2 separate regions of the Homo sapiens genome follow, and region 1 is linked to region 2. Evidence: chromatin contacts called from ENCODE Hi-C data. All regions are on one chromosome and are shown on one strand. The core of a region is the stretch at or near the end of the contact, and the rest is flanking DNA. Distances in the headings are between cores, read along the strand shown. Region 1 has its middle 36 kb from the start of STK26. Region 2 holds the start of FIRRE (firre intergenic repeating RNA element).

Region 1 (5,214 bases), core at 1,085-3,584, 160 kb after region 2:
AGTGCCTTGCAAATAGTAGGCTCTCAATAAATGAATAGAAATAAATGACTGAATCAAGTCCCAAGTTTCCTTCTGACTGGTTTCCAGGCTTAAGCCTCTCACTTAAGCTTGAAACTATAATTAACCCTATCACCAAGATTTGAGGTAATTGCTTCTTCCCTCTTAAGTCAATGATAAGAAGCTCTTTCCTTTACACCCACCCCATCCCCTTTGCAGCTTTGGACAATTTTCAAGGTGTTCTCCTGGGTCTTGACGCTTGATTCCTCGGTCATCAGGTTTCTATCTCCTCCTATTTTCCTGGGCATTGACAACAGATCCTCCTTACTCCTGAGAAGTGCTTCTTTCCTTCCTGCCTCTTTGCCTTTGTTCACAGTATTCCCTTGGACTGGACTGGCCCCCTCCCCCATGTCTTGGCTTCTGTCTGGCTCTAGTCTCAGATTCCTGAACCTTGCCTGAACCAGGTACAGATGTAATTCCAGCCCCAGTCTCTAGTCCCTGCTCTCTAGTCCACCTAGGGGTACTTGTTTCAGGCTGCTGGGGTCTCCAACCTTGAGCTGACCCCTCAGATCTGGTGGCTGGCCTGTGTGAGCCTGATAAGGAGGCAGAGAGACCCGAGAGGTCACCACCAGTCTGTCTTTGTCAGCTGGAGGCCTGGATTCCAGCATGTTCCTGCAAATATGTGACTTATTTACTCATCTTGCTTTTTGTTTGAGCTCTTTCAACACAGCAGGTTCCCCCAAATGATTTCAGACAGGACAGAAAGAGCCCTGCCCTCATCAGTCCATGAGTGAAATGACAAGTCGGGCTTGTAAACAGGATTCCAGCCTTTTCTGAGGCTCAGCTGCCTGTGGAGACATGCAGCCCCACAGCACATCCCCACAGAGACACGTGGTACCAACTAGAGGCAGTAAGATGAGTATTGATGTGGTTTGCGCACCTCTGGATGTATGATTCCATTTAAAATGGAGGCTAGCCTCTTGGTGAGAGTCCTGTTGACTCCATCAAGGAGAGCAGTGATGTGATGTATTGTAATGAGTGTCCTGCTTGATAGGTGGCAATTTAGGAAATCCAATCAGCTGGCCTGAACCATGCTAGCCCTCCACATACATTAGAAACACTTTTCACATTTTCTTCTTTTACTGTCTTCAGAAAACTGAGCATGCTTTATAAATACTTCCAGAATATAAAAAGCAAAGAACTTGTGTATTTGCCTGAGGTACATTTTCACCCATGGTCAATGAAAGATAAGTCTGAGACCCTCTTCTTGCTACACTTGCACCTTCAGCTGGAAATTAGAGCTTCAGGTGATTGGAACCCTAACCCTCCCTGTTAATGGGCCAGCAGAGCCCAGGAGAGGGGCTTCTTCCATTATTGTGCCTTTCCAGGAGTATATGTTATCACTTGCCTGGATGCTTGTTGTTTTGTAATTGCCTGATCCTGACTATCATCCTCTCCCTTCCTCACCAACTCTTCAGCCTCCTGCAGTCCTCACCATAGTCCAGACTTTCATCAGTGCCATTTCAAATGATGATAGCTCATATAAAATGGTTTCCTTCAGCCCTGTAGAAACATTTCTACAAGTAAACGGAGAATAGCCTTTGATTTCGTTTGTTTCCAATATGTTGGCATTTTTATTCAATACTCTCAAATCCTATTTGTTAATGCTGCATTATTGTCTTTATTAGAAATACCAGGAGGGCATGTTCCCTAAAGCATCCCTTCACACAGTAAAAGACAACTCAAATTGGATTAGTTTATTTAGCGAAGGTGTCAACTTTTCCCAGATACCAGTGCTTCTGAGACACCTCCTTCCATTTTAGGTTACCAAGTTTCTTTCTTCCTTTCATTTTTTGTCAACATGCAATAATATAATTATTATTACATGAAAATATATATAAGTATGTATAATAATATATACAATTATGTGTTATATTATATATTATGGTATATTGTATATGTTATATAACTCATATAAATGTGTATAATATTTATAGGCTACAGAGTGATTTTTTAATACTGTATATAATGTGTAATGATCAAATGAGGGTAATTAGCATATTCATCACCTCTAACATTTATCAATTCTTTGTGTTGGGAACATTCAAAATCCTCTCTTTTTAGCTCTTTGAACATATACAATAAATTATTGTTAGCCATATTCACCCTAAAGTGTTATAGAACACTAGAACTTATTCTTCCTACCTATCCGTAATTTTGTAAGTTACTGTTCTTGAGAAAGTTAAGATTCTTTTGAATAATCTGAGATGTGTGAAATAAGGTTAGTCACAGGATTTCCTGCCACAAGCGTTCACAAACAAACTTTCCTCACTTCCTCTTTTTTAAAGTTCAATTTAGGCTCACTGATCTAGTTGCTTTTGTTTTAGTGGTTACAGTCTCCACCCTGTTACCAATCGTTAAAAAGGGTCGACAGAGCCTCAAGTGCTTGCTGTCAGTCTCTGTTTCCCTCTGTCTCCCTCTCTCTTGTCTCTCTCTCTCATACATAAACACCCGAAAGGCTTATATTAAGATGGCAGACATTCTATCCACTAGAAACTTAGAAAACTTAGATTCCTGCAGTGTTAGTTTCTTCCTCTCTCCTCCTCAGACACTTTGTTATCTGTATTTTAATCCACAGAATCAACTGTTTTCCCACCCTAACCCTTCTCTTGCCATCTTTCTCCCACTTCCCCAAGTGCCTAAGTTGTTAAATTGTCATCCCCCACAGAGCTCCAGGCTCTGAACTTTTCTGAGCCCCCAGCAAATTCTATCTCTCTCTATCATCTTACCTCATTGCATCTACACTGCCTTACAAGACAAATATTTCTATACCATCCTCATCTAAGGCCATGGGCTCAGCTAAACTGCGAGCTTCTTGAGGGTAAGGATTAGGTTTTATATATATATATATATATGTGTCCCCTAACACAGTGCCAGACCCTCAATATTTGTTGAATAAATGACGACAAAACTAATGAATCTGAGAAAGTGTTAAATTCCTTCCAGGTAACAAAATCTTAGTTCAATCAAAATATGTGTTTTCACAAGGCTATAAAAGATACAATCTAAGTTTGGGAATTTAGACCCTAAGGAATGGTTTCTCCCTTTTGGTATATCACTGGTTCTTAATATGTCATGTGCGATGGGAAATCGAGATCTCTTTACTCACACTTGGAGGTTCCCTTTATTTACTACTTTGTCTGGATTTTTCAGTAGCATTCTTCTCCTTTCACCTTGTCAGCTGAGGACCAGCTTAACAAGTAATTTGGATTTATAACTAAATTTTTCTGCAATATAAAGAAATTCCAAGCTATGTAGCTATACAGTTTCTCCCAAATACAGGTCACATGACTCACTTTGCACAGAGATAAGCTCTGGGTGGAACCTATCTGGGATCTATCTTCTGGCACTCCTTTTTAATCATAGGCCTTAGAGTGATTGGGATTCTGGTTGGTTTACTTTACTTCCACCCTCTAGTCCAGGGTGGAGCTATTGTCTTTGGGTCTCATGCTGGTTGCTGGAAACATAAGGTTCTGTTTTTGTTTGAAACTTAGGTGGAAGACATTTGTTTCTAGGAGAACTCATTTCTGCCTATGCGGTCTGCACCTTCATCACCAACACAACTGATGCGTTCTGACTACTCTACTCCAGGAATTTTGCTTCTTTTCACCTTCCTGTCCCACCCTATGACACAGGTCTTGTTCTCTCTATGAACTTTCCTATATATCTTATACTTTTCTTTTTTTGAGATGGTCTCATTCTGTTGCACAGGCTGGAGTGTAGTGGCATGATCATGGCTCACTGCAGTCTCAACCTCCCGGGCTCAATCAATCTTCCTGCCTCCACCTCCAAGTAGATGGGACCACAAGTGCATGCTACCAAGCCTGCCTAATTAAAAAAAATTGTACAGTCAGGGTCTCCGTATGTTGCCCAGGCTAGTCTCAAACTCCTGGACTCAAGCAATCCCCCCACCTTGGTTGCCTAGAGTGTTTGGATTACAGGAGTGAGCCACTGTGCCTAGACTACTTTTCTATTTTAGGAAGTTTTGCCCAGTGTTATCCACTACTGTGTATCTAGGTTCCTCTGCTTTAGATATTCCTTTTTTTCTTTTTTTCTTTTTTCTTTTATTATTATACTTTAAGTTTTAGGGTACATGTGCACATGGTGCAGGTTAGTTACATATGTATACATGTGCCACGCTGGTCCTTTCTTAGCTCTTCAGCCATTCTCTTTCCCCCAGCCTACATTCTCCTATCATAGCTTGTAGGCTCTGTTAGTTTTCTTAAAATGCCTCAATTAATTATTTATAATGCACCAACTGGGGATTAACTTCACTACCTCATCCCACTCTTGATTTAGCTACGAGATCTCTGTACCACCTAACTGACAATTTAAGAGCAAGAGGTGGCTCTGTTCCAAGATGGCTGAATAGGAACAGCTCCAATCTGCAGCTCACAGCGTAATCGATGCAAAAGACAGGTGATTTCTGCATTTCCAACTGAGGTACCTGGTTCATCTCATTGGGACTGGTTGTACAGTGGGTGCAGCCCACAGAGGTGAACTGAAGCAGGGAGGGGCATCACCTCACTCAGGAAGTGCAAGCAGTGAGGGGATATCCCTTCCCTAAACAAGGGAAGCCGTGACAGACTGTACCTGGAAAAATGGCATACTCCCACCCAAATACCGCACTTTGCCCACAGTCTTAGCAACTGGCAGACCAGGAGATTCCCTCCTGTGCCTGGCTCGGCAGGTCCTACGCCCATGGAGCCTTGCTCACTGCTAGGCTGAGATCCACCTGCAAGGCTGCAGCCTGGTGGAGGGAGGCATGTCCGCCATTGCTGAGGCTTGAGTAGGTAAACAAAGCTGCCAGGAAGCTTGAACTGAGTGGAGACCACCACAGCTCAGCAAGGCCTACTGCCTCTATAGACTCTACCTCTGTGGGCAGGGCATAGCTGAACAAAAGGCAGCAGAAACCTCTGCAGACTTAAACGTCCCTGTCTGACAGCTCTGAAGAGAGCAGTGGTTCTCACAGCATGGCGTTTGAGCTCTGAGAATGGACAAACTGCCTCCTCAAGTAGGTCTGTGACCCCCATGTAGCCTAACTGGAAGACATCTCCCAGTAGGGGCCGACAGACACCTCATACAGGTGGATGCCCCTCTGGGACGAAGCTTACAGAGGGAGGATCAGGCAGCAATATTTGCTGTTCTGCAATATTT
Region 2 (5,502 bases), core at 1,558-4,057:
TCCACCTGCCTAGTAGCTGTCCCTTCAGTCCTCCCCCTGACCCCCCACTTATCAGCTTCTCCCCCAGGATCCTGCCTTTGTCCAGAGCTCCTGGAAGGCTTCAGATTTAAAGTGAAGGGGACCTACTTAGGGCTAGGGTCCACTCAACCTCACAAAAGGCCCAACATTTCTCAGTTGCTAAAACTTGGGGGGGCTCTAACAACTTTGGGTTTGTGTTTTGTCAAACTACATCCTCTTGATGGCAGTATTGCTCTGGAAAAGCTGATTAGCCTTGCCTGGGCACCCCACCCCCAGAGCCCTTCTCCTCTCACCCATTCAATCTGAAAAAAGCTACCAAGACAAAGGAGACAGGAAACAAAGCTGCCTTGCTATTGGCCCTGTTTGGGGAAAATCTGCTCTTTCGAATTTACTTTTGCTCCTGGTTTCCCTCTGAACTCAGACTGAAGCCTATACCACCCAGTTTCATCAGCCATACTTTGTTTAAAGAATCCCATTTCCGATAGCATTAGGAGATATACCTAATGCTAAATGACGAGTTAATGGGTGCAGCACACCAGCATGGCACATGTATACATATGTAACTAACCTGCTCATTGTGCACATGTACCCTAAAACTTAAAGTATAATAATAATAAAATTTAAAAAAACAAAAAAATGCCCATTTCCACTCTACCATAGCTTTGTAGGTCTGCTCTTCTTCATTCAACCTTGATCCCCAACAATTTCCCAAGTTATCTGCTTCAGTGGGAAATTCTTAGGGACCTAGGGCTAAGAAAGTGAAGAAAATAATGGAAATAACAGCCTAGAGAAGAACAAATCTAGGCACCAGGCCATGTGACTTGTTTCACTGCCAGGTTCCCTGGGAGTCCTCCATTTTCTGACCTGGGCACTAGGTCTTGTGTATTGAGTTGGGGGCAGCCATGTCAGAACCCTAATAGGAGGGTCCAGATAGATCTCAAGGCTGAATTCCATACAATATCCCTCTTGGGGTGACACACACACTCCAAACTTACAAAATTCCAGTAGAAAGGAACATGATTTTGTCTTATGGTTCCATCATTCAACATTAAAACACAAGCAAGTTCCCATGCACATCATTATTTGACTTTTAATGGCTTCCTATGGCTTTATTATATATGTGTGTGCCACTGCTTAAGCTTAGGAATCAGTCTTATGGTGTTTCCTCATAAGTAATTAAGACATGGTGCTTGTAAAGAATTTAGAAAATAACCATGTGCTGATCAAGAACAAAAGCACTGTCATAAAATCTTGTATTAAACACTAATAGCCTTTTGCATATTTACTCCCATTATTTCAACATGCACAGAGGTCTATATTTACGGTAATACACTACAATAAGCATATTTAAATTAAATTTATATATGCATCATGTTTTAGATGCAAACTTTTCACTGCTCATTCCTGGGTAACTGAAATTGTCATGAAATATTTGCAAGACCTGGATTTTAGATAATAAAATATTTGCAATGAGCTTCTTGATTGACTAATTCATTAAAGAATGTTAGGTTCTCAATTTTTAAAAAATTTATACACAGGACATAATACCTATAATGCCACCACTCAAGTATCTTAATTTTGATACCTGCCTTACCTAATCATTAGTATGCTGACTATATATATATATATATATACATGCTAACATTGGAACAGGCACTATGTGCTTATGCCTCAGAACATTAGGGTTTCTTTTGTTTATATTTTTCAAAACTTATACCAAAATTTTATCTTAAAATTTTATGTAAAATCTATAAAGTTGAAACGCATACTCACTCTAACACTGACCATGATTATGCATGATATGCATAATGCATATATATGTATAAGCATTAGATAGATAGGTCCAAGTTACCTGGTTACAGGCCTAGAGGGAAAAGAAAATGATTGCACCTATTATATATATATTTACTTCTCTTTATTTATTTATTTTTATTCAGCCTCTGGGAGCATGGACTATCCTTTTCTTTAAAGACAATTGAATGCAAACTGGATACAGTTTTGCACAAATTCTTCAACACCACCTTATACCATTTGCATACATGAATGACAATGTATATTTGAGTGCTTGGATTTTTTTTGTATCTTACTCTAGAAGACCTTTCTATTTCAAGAAATTACAAAAGTTACACCCACTGTTGGCACCGTTTAGATTTTAAGAAATTATAAGTAGAAAGTAAACGGTACTTCAATCACAACAAGAAATAGCCACTTAAAAATATCCTTGCCATACATTCTTATATCTTCACTTTGCACAAATAATATACACTTAAAAAATGTTCAAATTCTCTTGTACTTTGAATGCTAAAACAAGTTTTCCTCATTTGTAACTTGAATGCTCTTCAAATCTCATTAAGTATTCTTTAGAATAATGACAGGTTTTAAAATCTTGCCACATGTTTTTGCATTTCTAGAAATAATCATGCTTCTTTACAATGTACCTGCTATAACAGCCATGTATGGAGAAGTGAAGCGAGGTCACAGGTAATGCCACCTCCAGCAGACAAGAACTTTTAAAATGTGGGTTCATCTTCAATCCTCTTCACTCGGTTTTGGTTCTCATCTGTTTGTGCGTGGTCAGCTCTCCTAGCAAAAGTGCTAACCCTTCTTGGTTTGGCGGGCTGATCCCATTTCTCTTCAAGGTCCTCCTAGCTGCAAGCAATTTGGTTGCACCTGGGACCTCCAGCAAGCACATGGCATCCTTTTATAAGCAACCTGGTATTGTCTGGTTCTCTGCAGTGACTCTGCTACCACAAAGGTCCTAGGCCCCAGAGCCTGAAGGCACCACGTGTCAGCCTTTCCCAGACTCTCAGGGGCGGGGAGAGAGACGAATACCCACAGGCCCAGTACTTCGTTGGTTGGTGGCTTCCTCCAGTCCCGCCCATACTGGGAGAATACCAAGACCCCACCCTACAACTTCCTGGGCCTGGACTTCCTGCCAGAGGCCGACTTAGTCTTCCCTCCCCACGGGCCAGTTCCTACACCTGGACCTCACTCTGTCCAGAGCTTCAGGTAGGCCTCAGGAGGTGGAACTAAGATCCAGCTCATGGTCCGAGCCTGCTCAGCCTCTAACAGAATGGAACTTTCCAATATAAGCCCTCTAAGGGATGGGGCTTTTTCCAGAAATTTCCTCACGATGGCAGTGTTGCTCCTGGAATTCTATCCAATACTGCCCCCAAGCCCTCTTCTCCCGCCCGTCTGGTATGAAAAAAAAATGTGACCAACAGATTAAGGCACCAGGAAATATGGCTGACTTGAGAAACTCGCTCATACTATTGTGATTTTGCTTTTGGTTTTTCATCTGAAATCAAACTGGCGCCTAAACCTACACTCTCATCAGGGGTCTTTTCAGTTCAAGAACTCAATTTCCACTTACCTAGTCTTCACAGTTCTGCTTTTTCTTCACCTAACTTTTTCTCATGGTACTAAATTGTCTTGGTGTATCAGGGGTCAAACCTCAGGGATCCAGGCCTAGAGGGAAAAGCAAATGGTTGCATCTAAGGGCTTGGAGAAGAGCAAATCCATGTTGTTCTTGCCTGACTCACTTCCCAGGTTTCCCGGGAGTCCTACTCAATTTCTGGCCTAGGCACTAGGCCTGTGTGTTGAGGGAGAAGCAGTTGTCTGGAACCCTAAGCTAAGTGTCTAGATGGTTCTCAAGACTGCGTGCTATACAGTGCCCATTTGGAAGGGTACACAAACTCAAATATGTATAAATTCCAGTCAGAGGAGACTGATACAGTCTCATAGTCAAAATAATTTAAAATCGGAACACAGGCATGTTCCTATGTTCTTATATGACTGTCAATGGTTTCCTGTGACTTTAGTGTGTATATGCTTATCACTTAGGGGTCAATCTTATGGTATTTTATCTTACGTAATTAAGACATGGTGCTTGCAAAGGATTTGCAAAGGATTCAGAAAAGAACCATGTGCTGACCAAGAGTAAAGCACTGTCATAAACAGTACCTATTAGTAATACTGATAAACATCTGGATTATGTTTTGTGAACTAAAAAGTGTCTGAGACAGGTCTCAATAGTTTCAGAAATTTATTTTGCAAGTTTAAGTACACGCATGCCTGGGAGATAGGTCCATGCCTTTCTTCAAAGATGATTTTGAGGGCTTCAATATTTAAAGGGGAAAGGGCAGATACTGGGGAAAGGGGAAGAAATTTTGAAAAGATGTGGGTAGATAAGAGGCAAAGGGTAGCATTCTTTTGAGTCTTTGATCAGCCCTTCATAGGCGAGATGAGGGTAGAGGAATAGTCACGTACACATTCATCTAGCTCAGTGAATCTGCATTTTTTACATAGGATAAAATAAACACAGGGCAGAGGAAGCAATCAGACATGCATTTGTCTCAAGTGAGCGGAGGGAAGACTTTGAGTTCTGTCTTTTGTTCCATACCTGTGAGGATAAGCCAAAATTTACATTGTCAGGGTGAAATTCAACAGAACTGTTTCAGGGTAAAAATCTTGGGGCTCACAAGGAATTTCCTAGTGGGCAAATTGTGAGGGAGATATGTAGCTTTTTGTTTTTGCTTTGTTCAATCATTGTAGCCATCTTATTTAGGAATAAAATGGGAGGCAGGTTTGCCTGACGCAGTTCCCAGCTTGACGTTTCCCTTTGGCTTAGTGATTTTGGGGCCCTGAGATTTATTTTCCTTTCACAGTTTCAACATACACATGCAAACTCATATACTCATGCACTCATTTCAATATATACACATAAACATTTATATTTCGTGTCATACACAATAGTAAGTTTACATTAAAATGAGGTTTATTTGTATGTTATGGTTTGGAGTATACTTTCACTTCTGTTTCCTGGGCAGTTTGTCATTATCATGAAAAATTTGCAAGACCTGAATTTTTAGTAAATGAAACATTAACCAAGAGCTTCTTGATTGCTACATTCAATAACAATATGGTCTCTGAAGACATGTTCACTTCATAAAACACTTATTTAACAACTGGAAATTTAATTCCTATGATGTCTCCTCTCAGGTATCATGATTTGAAGAGCTTCTAATCTTTATTATGCTAACATGTGTATACTCTAAAACAAATATTGAATCACAAGTATAACATGCGTGCATCAGAAAATATAGGATATTCCTTCCTTCTCAAAATTTTAACCTACAATTAAATCTAAAATTTCATCTTATTTTATTTATTTATTATTATATTTTTAGAGACTGGGTCTGGCAAGTCTATGCAATCATGGCTCACTGTAGCCTTGACCTCCAGGCTCAAGCAATCCTCCCACCTCAGCCTCTGGAGTAGCTAGGACCACAGGCACACACCACCACACCCAGCTATTTTTTTCTTTTTTATATTTTTTTGTAGAGAAGGGGTCTCCTTATGTTACCCAGACTGATCTCTAACTTGTAGGCTCAAGCGATCTTCCCAATTCAGCCTCCCAAAGTGCTGGGATTATAGGCATGAGCCACTGCACCTGGCCTAATCTTATTTTATTACTAAAAAAAA

The links. Hi-C counts contacts between places; a loop is a spot of excess contacts on that map. Pooled maps may share reads with other maps.
Region 1: a loop to region 2 is called in a map with no recorded cell type, with 7 times the contacts of the local background. The contact joins the enhancer-like site here to the promoter of FIRRE in region 2. A Hi-C loop is called at or near these places in 2 of 37 single-sample maps with no recorded cell type and 9 of 50 pooled maps.

Annotation. Positions count from the first base shown.
Region 1 is chrX:131,985,082-131,990,295 of GRCh38, forward strand. No RefSeq gene overlaps it. Among named protein-coding and RNA genes, the nearest start is that of STK26, 36 kb to the right of the region's middle. RefSeq lists an enhancer at 560-854. Within about 2 kb of position 2,335, at least 7 of the 41 ENCODE cell types and tissues checked have a DNase peak (open chromatin) inside an H3K27ac peak, as active enhancers do.
Region 2 is chrX:131,827,836-131,833,337 of GRCh38, forward strand. FIRRE (firre intergenic repeating RNA element) reads right to left here and starts at 2,808. Exons shown (of 10, transcript NR_152876.1): 1 at 2,457-2,808.